2 separate regions of the Mus musculus genome follow, and region 2 is linked to region 1. A link is a loop called in an ENCODE intact Hi-C map of the cell type or tissue named here. Cell type or tissue: left cerebral cortex. All regions are shown on one strand. Each heading gives the region's core, and the rest is flanking DNA. Links, peaks and the distances in the headings are about the cores only. Region 1 overlaps Ccdc88a (coiled coil domain containing 88A). Region 2 has its middle 21 kb from the start of Cfap36.

Region 1 (5,387 bases), core at 222-5,221:
GAGAATTGAACTCAGGACCTCAGGAAGAGCAGTCAGTGCTCTTAACTGCTGAGCCATCTCTCCAGTCCCCTCAGACTGGTTTTTAACTAACTGTTCTTGATGTTCCTGCTTCCACTTCTCAAGTGCTGAGATTACAAGTGTGTACTACTGAACCCAGCTCTCCCTTTAGGTTCTTTAGTTATAAAAATTGCATTAACCAAAACCCTTATTTAATATGTACTCTGAAATGTCTATGCAAGTGTGAGGACTTGAGTTTGCATCCATAGTACCTATGTAGAAAGCTATGTGTGCCTGCAACCCTGGGTTGGGGAGGACCAGGAAAGCCTCTGGGATGTGGTGGCCAGTCTGCCTAACTGAAAAACAATTAACTCCAGGTTTAGTAGAGACCCTGTCATGGGACCAAGGGAGAGCAACAGGAAAAGATACCTCCTCTGTCCATTGCACACAAATGTATATACATATGTATATGTCACATGCACAATTTTTAAAACTACTTAATAATTCATTCATGCATTCTAAAATATTACACAATAACTGAAATATTGGTATTCACATCTGTCTGCCTCTCCCAGGCTGTGTCACGAGTATGGCATTGTCTTTTTTTGTTGTTGATGTTAAACAACAACTTAGGATACTGAGAATGTTTTGTTTTAGACAGCGCCTCATTATACAGCCCAGACTGGCCTGGAACTCTGTGTAGGTCAGGAATGCCAGTGCTTTCCAAGTGTCGGGATGAAAGGTGTATGTCACTGTGCCCAGTCTTAACTGATCATATAGGCTATTACATTAAAATGCATACATATTAGTATCACAGATACGTGTGTGATAGTAATGGATCCATTATGTTCTTTTTTCTGGTTTAGTCTTATATAATCACAAATATTTGGGGTTTAGCTATTAAGCTTATCTTTTTGGGCATTAATTGTTTGGAGTTTTTTTTGTAGTCTTAACAATAAATCAGAGTTCTGTTTACTTTCTAGTTTTTGTTCTGTGACCACCACTAAGAAGAAGATAATTCACATCTTAAACATGAATGATTTTAGATCTTATTTAATATATGAATGTATTAAATAAATTGTTTTCAAAATGTTTTGATACCTAGTGACAAACTATATTACTCTTATAGTAGGTACAAACTTTTGGAATCAAAATTAGAATCCACTCTTAAGAAGTCCCTTGAAATAAAAGAAGAAAAAATTGCTGCTTTAGAAGCTCGGTTAGAAGAATCTACAAATTACAATCAGCAATTGCGCCACGAACTTAAAACAGTAAGTTTTTTCTTTGTAATAGTTCTATAAGTAGTTGGGAAGAAAAAGAGAAAATACAAACTCACGTGTATTTATGTTAGTATTTTATTCTGTTTCATGTATCTGGTCGTATACTTAATCAGATATCTATCATAGGGAAGTGCTACAATTTTCTCAGTTGTTTTCAAGTATGTAATAGTTCCTCTTGAAGATAGGGGTATATGAAGGATTATAGAAGAGGGATGGACAAGAGATGACAAAAAACTCATTAGTTTTGAAGATACTGATACCTTTACTCTGGTGCATTTTTCCTGTTGATCCACCAGGTAAATTTTAATTTGTAAAGATAGGACTGTGAAGATGGCATTATAGTAAAGCAGCGGGGCTCTAGAGCACCAAGTCAGTCAGCTTAGGCACTGCTTTCACTCAGTGCGTGAATTGATTTGTGAGGTTGGTAAGTGATAAACCATAGAGCCTTGTTGTTTACTCTTCCTGTCTTCAGTCTTCTTGCTCCAATACTTGTCTTTTTTCTTTTTTTTAAATATTTATTTATTTAATGTATATGAGTGTACTGTAGTTGTACTGATGGTTGTGAGCCCTCATGTGGTTGCTGGGAATGAAGGTTGCTCACTCTGGTCTAAAGATTTACACTGAATCTGTCTTCAGACACACCAGAAGAGGGCATTAGATGTCATTACGGGTAGTTGTGAGCCACCATGTGGTTTCTGGAATTTGAACTCAGGACCTTCAGAAGAGTAGTCAGTGCTCTTAACCGCTGAGCCATCTCTCCAGCCCCACAATACTTGTCTTATTTTTCTTTTTTTCTATTTTTTTTCTTTTTTCTAGACAGGCTCTCTTGTAGCACAGGGTAGGCAAGGGTGGCTTGAGCTGACCATCCTACTTCTTTCCTAGGCACAAGGACTGTAGAAGCATCCAAACAGGTAAAGGAGATTGTTTTAGGCCACACTTAGAACTATTCTATTCAACATAACTTTAGGAAATACAAGTAGATGGCTAAGCAGTGTTCTATCTCTGCATATAATTATGTGAGATTGAGTCTTTACATTTTTTTCATTTACTTTTATTTGTGCTTGTATACACAGAAACACACACACACAGAGTGGAGACACACCACATCATGCCTATGGAGGTCAAAGGACAACTTGAGAGGCTCTCTTTTCTATATATTGGTCCTGGGAGTCAAACTCGGGTCATCCTGCATGGCAGCAAACACTTTGAACTACTGAGCCATTTCACTAGTCTATGAGACTTACATTCTTTCCAGGTTATGGTTCAAGGAAAATGTCAGACACACTGGAATAGAAGAGAGCTGCCAAGATTTTGAGACTTGGTGCTTCATTAAGTCATTTAACTTCAAAGACATAAATTTAAACTTTCCTAGGTATGCATACTGACTATAAGAGCGGCTACCTGTAGAGAAATCCAGTGATTCTGCTTCCTATTGGGTCTTTAGTTTTTCTATTCCAGATGTAGTCTTCCAATCTTCTTTCCTCCATAAGCATATTGCATAATAATACACCATTCTAATTTTACTATGCCTCTAGACCAGATAAAGAGCTAATCAAATTTGACTTTCTTCTGAAAAAAGAGAAGACTTTTTGTTTGCCAGTTACCTACAACATCTTTACTGACATTTGTCACAGATTTTGCCATGGAGCATACACTGGTTGAGAGTTCTGCATAAAGTAGTTATTAATCACCTTTATGTCCTAAATTTTGTACTGTTAGACAGTGTGAGTAATAAATACATCGCCATGAAGCTATTCAGCTTAAAGAAGGAAGCAGGTTTGAGCATGGGTTAGTTTGTGTGGTTTAAATCTAAATATTAGAGCTATCAAATTCCATCGTTGTCTTTAACTTCAGCCACTTTGCATAACTGCTATAAACTGGGTTACTCCTTTATACATGAACTCAAATGGAACTGTACTTTTCTAAGCTTTCAATACTGTATATTCAAAGAGGCATACAACTTGAAAATAGATTCTGAAAGGTAAAGATGAATAATGTAAAGGCTAAGCTTTGACATAGAAGTATAAAAGAGAATTTAAACCATCCAAAGGAAGGCAGGAAAATAGAGCAGAGGACAGATTAGACAATTAGAAAATAAGTAGTAAAAGGGACATTTTAAACCAAACGATGTAGATATTTAGTTAAAAAAAAAAAAAACTCATCCTAAAGTAGAGATGACTGTATTCAATGAAAATGCCATCTACAGGGAAGTTTGATGAAAGACAATGTATTATTGTAACACTTATCAAAAGATTGCTATTAAATAGTTTTAAAACAATGACATCAGCTAAAAAGTATAAAATGATCATTCTAGCTTTCTAGCTTCATGATTAAGGAAGATTAAATGTTCTTGTATCTAACAACAGTTTCAAACTATGTCAATATTGATACAGTGGTGTGGAGAATTATCCACAATTATAAAGGATTTCATATGGATCACATATAAAAAGAGCTTTATTAAATAAAATGTTTATAGGTGACCTACAATGAACATCATCCTTAATAGTAAAAGAGTATTTACTTTTAGAAGGAAAGCAGAGGCACTGCTCTCTCTGTTTCTGTTACACATTGTATTGTTGGTCTTCACATATGAAAATAAAGGGGGGAAATTCTGATTTTTTTAAATTTTGTTTTTATGTATATATGTGTGGTATATGCCACCTGTGTGCCTGTGGAGGCCAGAAGAGTGTTGCATGCCCTGGAGCTATAGTTAAATGTGCTTGTGAACTGCTAGGTGCGGCTGGAAGACAAATCTGGATGTTCTGGAAGAGCAGTAAGTGCTCTTAACCACAGAGCCATTTCTTCAGCCCGAGAAATACAGATGGGAAAACATGAAATATTGATATTTTATAAACTTCTGACATGATTGTTTTGGATGGAAATTCTAAAGAATTTGTAGAAAAACATACTTTATAAAGTATGTTTTATCAAGTGAAATAGGTTATAGATCAGTATATAAAACTCAACCATATTTGTATATTTTAACAATGAAAAATTAGTTTAAAAAATACCATTTATAATACTGTAAAATACCATAAAGAACTGCACTAATGAAATAGAATGTCTAACTTAGTAAATGAAAAGGAATACCATATCATCAACTGAAATGTTTGAAATTGTTAAAATGACAGGTCTCAGGTTTGGACTTAATTCAGTAGTTCAGCACTTGTCTAGCATGCACAAAGCCTAGATTCAATCCCTAGTACTAGAATAAATAAGATCACAAATGAATCTGTTAATACAGTGTAATCCCAAACATAATTCAAATTAGTTTAGTAAATAAACTAATTAGCTGATTACAAAATTTTTGGTATAATATAGCCATTTTCAAAATACGAATTTTGATAGTCTGTGAATATGTGAGGTCTTTCCATCTATCAGAATTCTCATCTTGTCTCTTCTGTAAAGGTTCTTCTGCTCCTCCTCCTCCTCCTTTCCTCCTTCTTCTTCTTCTTCATCTTCCTCCTCCTCTTCTTCCTCCTCTTCCTTCTTCTAACAGTGCAACTCAATCTCTGGCTGCAACAACTAAGCCTTATTAAAATCCTATTCCACCTGTGAATCTCCAGGATACTCTAGCAGCTACATCTTACCCCTCTACTGTCTCCATTCCAAAAGCTCTGTAAAGGTTTCTTTAGCTTCTTAGAATTAGTCCTCTCTTTTTCTTTGAGCTATTGTAAATAGGAATGTTTTCCTAGTTTCTCAGTATGTTCATCATCAGTATACAGAAAAACTACTGATATTTAGATGATGATTTTATATCTGGGTACTTTGATAAAAAGTATTTTTATATTTTTGATGGAACCGCTAAGGTCTTTTCCAGATAGGATCGTATTCTCAAACATATAAATAGTTTGACTTGTTTTTCTGTTTATTCTTTTCTATTGCTTTACCTTGCCTTAATGTTATAGTAAAACATCAGGTCTAGATGTGTAACAGTGGAGAAGACAGTCTCGCTCCATCCCAGGGTTAGAAGGAACGGGGTCAGTTTCTCCCTGGGTACTAGAATGTTGGTTATAGGTTTGTTGCACATAACGTATGTTATATTAAGGTATGTGTTTATATTCTGATTTCTCCAGGGCTTTTATCAGGACATGTTAAACTTTACTGGAA
Region 2 (5,387 bases), core at 181-5,180, 200 kb before region 1:
CACAAAGGAACTCGCACAATATGTACTCACTGATAAGTGGATATTAGCCCAGAAACTTAGTATTCCCAAGATATAAGATACAATTTGCTAACCGCATGAAATTCAAGAAGAATGAAGACCAAAGTGTGGACACTAGCCCCTTCTTAGAAATGGGAACAAAACACCCATGGAAGGAGTTACAGAGACAAAATTTGGAGCTGTGACGAAAGGATGGACCATTTAGTGATTGCCATATGCAGGGATCCATCCCATAATCAGCTTCCAAATGCTGACACCATTGCACACACTAGCAAGATTTTGCTGAAAGGACCTAGAAATAGCTGTCTCTTGTGAGACTATGCCGGTGCCTAGCAAACACAGAAGTGGATGATCACAGTCAGCTATTGGATGGGTCACACGGCCCCCAATGGAGGAGCTAGAGAACGTACCCAAGGAGCTAAAGGGAACTGCAACCCTATAGGTGGAACAACAATATGAACTAACCAGTACCCCGGAGCTCTTGACTCTAGCCGCATATGTATCAAAAGATGGCCTAGTCGGCCATCACTGCAAAGAGAGGCCCATTGGACTTGCAAACTTTATATGCCCCAGTACAGGGGAACCCCAGGGCCAAAAAGGGGGAGTGGGTGGGTAGGGGATTGGCGGGGGTGGGTATGGCGGACTTTTGGGATAGCATTGAAAAAATAAACGAGGAAAATACCTAATAAAAAATAAAAAATAAATAAATGGATATTACCTATAAAGTACAGGATAACATGCTACAATCCACAGACCTAAAGAAGCTAAATATCAGGGAGGGTCCAAGGGAGGATGGTTGAATTCCACTCAAAAGGAGATATAAAATAGATATTAGAGGTGTGTGGAAGTAAGGAGCTGGGTGGAATCGGGGAAGTGGAACCGGGATGGAAATCAGGTGTGGAGAGAGCAGGGGTGGGGTATAGGAGTTGGAGAGGGCTAAAAGAGAAAACAGAAACAGATAGGAAGCATTTCTGGAACAAGCTTGAGACCTGTTCCCAGTAGTCTATGTGGGTGACCCTAGCTGAGACTCCTAGCTGCTGGGGATACGGAAATTTTAAGTTCTTGAAGCTCACCTCCAGTAACGTACTTCCCTCAGCAAGGCCATACCTTCTAAACCTCCACAAACAACAACACCAACTGAGTATCCAAATGCTTGAGACTATGGGGCACCATCACAGAAATATAATACTAAAAATACTGCAAATGAGAAGAAATTCTGTCTGCTATGACAAAAATAGTCATGTTAGGCTAAGTGGGTAAAGATGAGGTCATAACTCTAGGTAAATGGCCTTTGATCAGGAATAGTCTAAGAAGTCTTTATCGCAGAGTTGAGTAATGGCCCTAGCTAGCATTCTCCTTTTTACTCAACCAAAGACCCATTCATGGAGTACTGCAACCCACACTTAGTGTGGAATCTCATTCCTCAATTACCTTGTATACAAACTCCTCCAGAGGCATGCACAGAGGTTGTCTCCTAGATGATCCTATCTCCTCTCAACTTGACAATACAAACAATTTCAGGAACTATAGAGTGAATTGAGACACAGCCTCATTCCTGACCTTCAGAACTTGGACTAGTCTGTAGGGTCCATCTCATTTCTTTACTGCCAAAATAGTTTTGCTGCACAGATTGTTCATAGCCATGAATTTCTCAATGATAGGCTATTAGCTTTTATGTCTTTCAGGACCATTGAAGAGTGTCTTTAAGGACAATTGTAACCATTAGTGGAATTCCTAGCAAGATATGTATTCCAGGTTTGGCAGAGTGGGGGGCATGTTAGGTAATTTAAGTGCCTATGAGAGAGAGAGAGAGAGTGCATTTGAGTCTCTAAGACAGCTACAGGCCTTTATAGGACAGAAAATTTTGTATCAGAAATACCATAAAAGCCTGTGGAGTTAGCTGGTCCAGTGGCATATACACTTTAAGCCCAGCACTCTGATGGCAGAGGAAGATGAATCTCTGAGTTTGAGGTCAGCCTGGTCTACAGAGCAAGTTTCAGTACAGCTAGGCTACACAGAGAAACTTTGTCTTGGAAAACAAAAACAAAAAACCTCCAGAGTCTAAAAAAAGCCTCAGCAAGTCTGATGTTTAAACATCATGCCCCGCCTAGGAAGGGAAGGCAACACCCATTTAGGTAGGGTAAAAAAAGAATGACTAAAAATATTCATCTAGTATACATATTAAGGAGGCTGTGGGCTAACGTGATGGCTCTGTGGTTAAGAGTGCTTGCTGCTTCTTCCAGAGGTCCTAAGCTCAACTGTCAGCACACAACCCTCAATAAGTCCAGTTCCAGGGGACCCAGTGCACTCTTCTGACCTCTTCTGACACTAGGCATGTATACATTGGCAAAACTGTCACACAAATAAAATATTTTTTTTTAAAACTTCAAAATAAAAAAGGAGGGTGTAAATTGAACTTATTGGGACTTGCTATTGATAGCAATGAGAAGGACCAGGGTTCAGAAGTTCTAACAAGAAGTGGTCAGGGCAGAAAAATCACTCCCATATTGATATGAAATATAATTGTGATCCCTGCTATTCTGAGAGTCGGTAGGTGCTCATTCATAGAGATGGAAAATGCAAGAGACTGTATAGCACCCGGGACCCATCAATTCTCAAAGCAGAGGGGCCTCTTTCCCTCTGGAGCATTTCACAGTCCAGGAACAAAGTTGGGAGCACTTGTTCTTTTTTTTTCAAAAAAGAAGTGAGCATGAGGTCCTTGGATGGAAATTGGGAGAGGGGATATTCTCTTCCAGTATGTTCCCACTTTAACGGACTGGATATGGTTCTTGGATGGGGGCATCGAACCCAGTGGATTTGGGAATATCTTGGCTACTTTAAGATACCTTTGATTCAAAGCTAGCATGGCTCTGGTTCAGTGAACTAGACAGCCACTAGATGGAGCGCTAGGTTTTCCTGAGATGGCATGGAATTAGGCAAGGATCCTGACCTTTTTCTCTTTCTGAACTGTCCTGGTCTTTTCTCTTTTCCTTCTCTCCAATTTACCCATTCTGACTCTTGAGGTTTCATCCCTGTTTTAAGTACCTTGAGGCCATGTCTAATAAAGTAGTGAAAGTACCCTGGGGTTAGAAGGAGCACTTCATTTAATCTTTGAAGTTTTTGCTTACTAGCTGGAGAGGCTTGTCTTTAAACATGTACAGCTAGGATTTTCCAAACTCTCACAGTCTAGAATATATGTGATCTTGGTTTGAGCCAGCCTAGAGAGTACTGTTTCCAGAAGCTCACTGTGTCTTTCCCATCACTTTAGCCCTTTCCATCTGATAGTTTTGGTAAGTCATTTTTCCCGTCATTACTTTTATCAGTGTAATGAACAGGAGTCTGAGTGAGGCATGGGACAGAGCCTGGCCAGGCCATATTAAGTGTAGCCTCATCAGCTCAGGCTAAAGACAGATACACAACATGGAGGAGGTAATAAGGACGGCACTCTTAACAGTGCCAGATTAGGTAAAATGCCAGAATGAGTTCTTATGAATCTTTAATGAAAGTGGAAAGATGCTGGCTAAGTGACCCTTGTGTGGATTATATTATGGGCAAGTTAGACATGGAGAAGAAGATGTGTACTCAGATGATGTCCCTGTCTTAGTTAGGGCTTTACTCTGTGAATAGACACCATGACCAAGGCAACTCGGTTTGTTTGTTTGTTTTTAAGATTTATTTATTTCTTATATGTAAGTACACTGTAGCTGTCTTCAGACACTCCAGAAGAGGGCATCAGATTTAATTATGGATGGTTGTGAGCCACCATGTGGTTGCTGGGATTTGAACTCAGGACCTTCGGAAGAGCAGTTGGCACTCTTAACTGCTGAGCCATCTCGCCAGTCCCCCAAGGCAACTCTTATAAGGACAACGTTTAATGGGGGCTGGCTTACAGATTCAGAGATTTGGTCCAGTATCATCAAGGCAGGAGCATGGCATTGTCCAGGCATGCATGGTGAAGGAGAGTGCATATCTGTGTGCTGAGGGAATGTTGGGAGGGAAGAGGAAGAGAGAACAAAAATGAAGCAGGGAGAGGCACAGGTATTGGGTGCAGGAAGCTAGACCAGAGGCTAAGCAGAGATGGACCATGTCAGGAACATCAATAATAGGGCATCTCGTGGTGTGTAAAGAGAGTCTAGTGGGGCACCTAGAGAGTCTTTCACACCTAGGGGTGAGAAGTCCTGTGAAAGGCCATGAAGCTTTGATATGAGGAATTTGAGTCCTTTCCTAAATTATGACAAAGAAGTCTAATTGTAGGGTAAAATTATAGCTTGTGACATGAACTAACAGGCTATCTTGATCTGGAGTGGGTTTAAGAACAAAATCTATTACAAACAAAAAAAAATGTGTCTTTTCTTTTTGAGAATCTGAACATCAGATTTAAAGCCATAGGAGTACATTCCAGGAGTCAGAGGAGATAGAGAGCACAAAACCATCAAGCGAATCCTGCCTAAGATTCATTGTTCCACCTCTGTTATTGATCTTCCCTGCCTTACATGTACTTTAGTCTGGAAGCCTTCCTGGCTAGCCAAACCCACCTAGTTGGTCAAGCCAGACTAACCTGGAGGGGAAACCTTTCAAATAAAAACTGATGTAGGGTGGGGGATAAGACCCCTTTGTTCTGGGGAAAGCAAAACCTGGCCATGTTCAGATCTATGGGATTCGGAAGTGTATCTGTAAGGGAATCCCAGGCACAAACACCATGTCTTGTGTTTTGCTTGCTCTCACTCTGGAAAGTCACACAAATTCTGAATAGAAAACTAGAGTGAGCAGGAGAGAAAAATGCATCTGTGCAGATGCATCCTGGACATGCTACCAAGGCCAGATCTTCAATGTTTCTAGTGGGGCTTCAAAAAGGAAGAAAAGTAACCACTTTCCCCTTCAGCCCATATAACTGGGCATCTTCCCTTTACCTTGCTCCAGTCATGGGTAGAATTTATCAGTTTCTAAAGGAAGGTAAGATTTTCTACAAGGGCTTAACTCCTTAGCATGTATTTTTCTGGTGACAAAGTTCCAGAATCACAAACAAAAAACCTTTGTTATTAATGGAGAGCCACCATATCCAGGGGCTTCTGTTACCTGCCAGCCTCTTAAATTTTATTCTATGTGTATGGGTGTTTTGTCTTCATATATGTCTATGTACCACATGCATGGTGCCCTCAGAGGCCTCAGGAGAGGGTATTAGATCCCCTGAGACTGGAGTTACAGACAGTTGTGGTCAACAACATGATTGCTAGGAATTTAAATAAGGTTCTTTGGAAGAGCACCCAGTGCTCTTAACCAATGAGCCATCTCTCTGGCCCATACCAGCCTCTTAGCCCACCACAAGTAGCAGAGAGAAAAGAAGCTAAGGAAAAGAGGTCAGGCAGAAC

What was found. Peaks named below come from ENCODE experiments on the same cell type or tissue, not always from the same donor. Only the 100,000 strongest peaks of a DNase experiment are listed, where the experiment ranks them.
Region 2: a loop joins it to region 1, with 4 times the contacts of the local background. A loop is called at or near these places in 9 of 42 quality-filtered maps.

The regions. Positions count from the first base shown.
Region 1 is chr11:29,469,189-29,474,575 of GRCm38, forward strand. Ccdc88a (coiled coil domain containing 88A) reads left to right here. Exons shown (of 31, transcript NM_001363368.1): 17 at 1,127-1,268. Among named protein-coding and RNA genes, the nearest start is that of Prorsd1, 43 kb to the right of the region's middle. In left cerebral cortex, for the core only: no CTCF peak of the experiment used is centred there; no DNase peak of the experiment used is centred there.
Region 2 is chr11:29,265,138-29,270,524 of GRCm38, forward strand. No RefSeq gene overlaps it. Among named protein-coding and RNA genes, the nearest start is that of Cfap36, 21 kb to the left of the region's middle. In left cerebral cortex, for the core only: a CTCF peak has its summit at 2,909 (motif pointing right); a DNase peak (open chromatin) is centred at 2,916.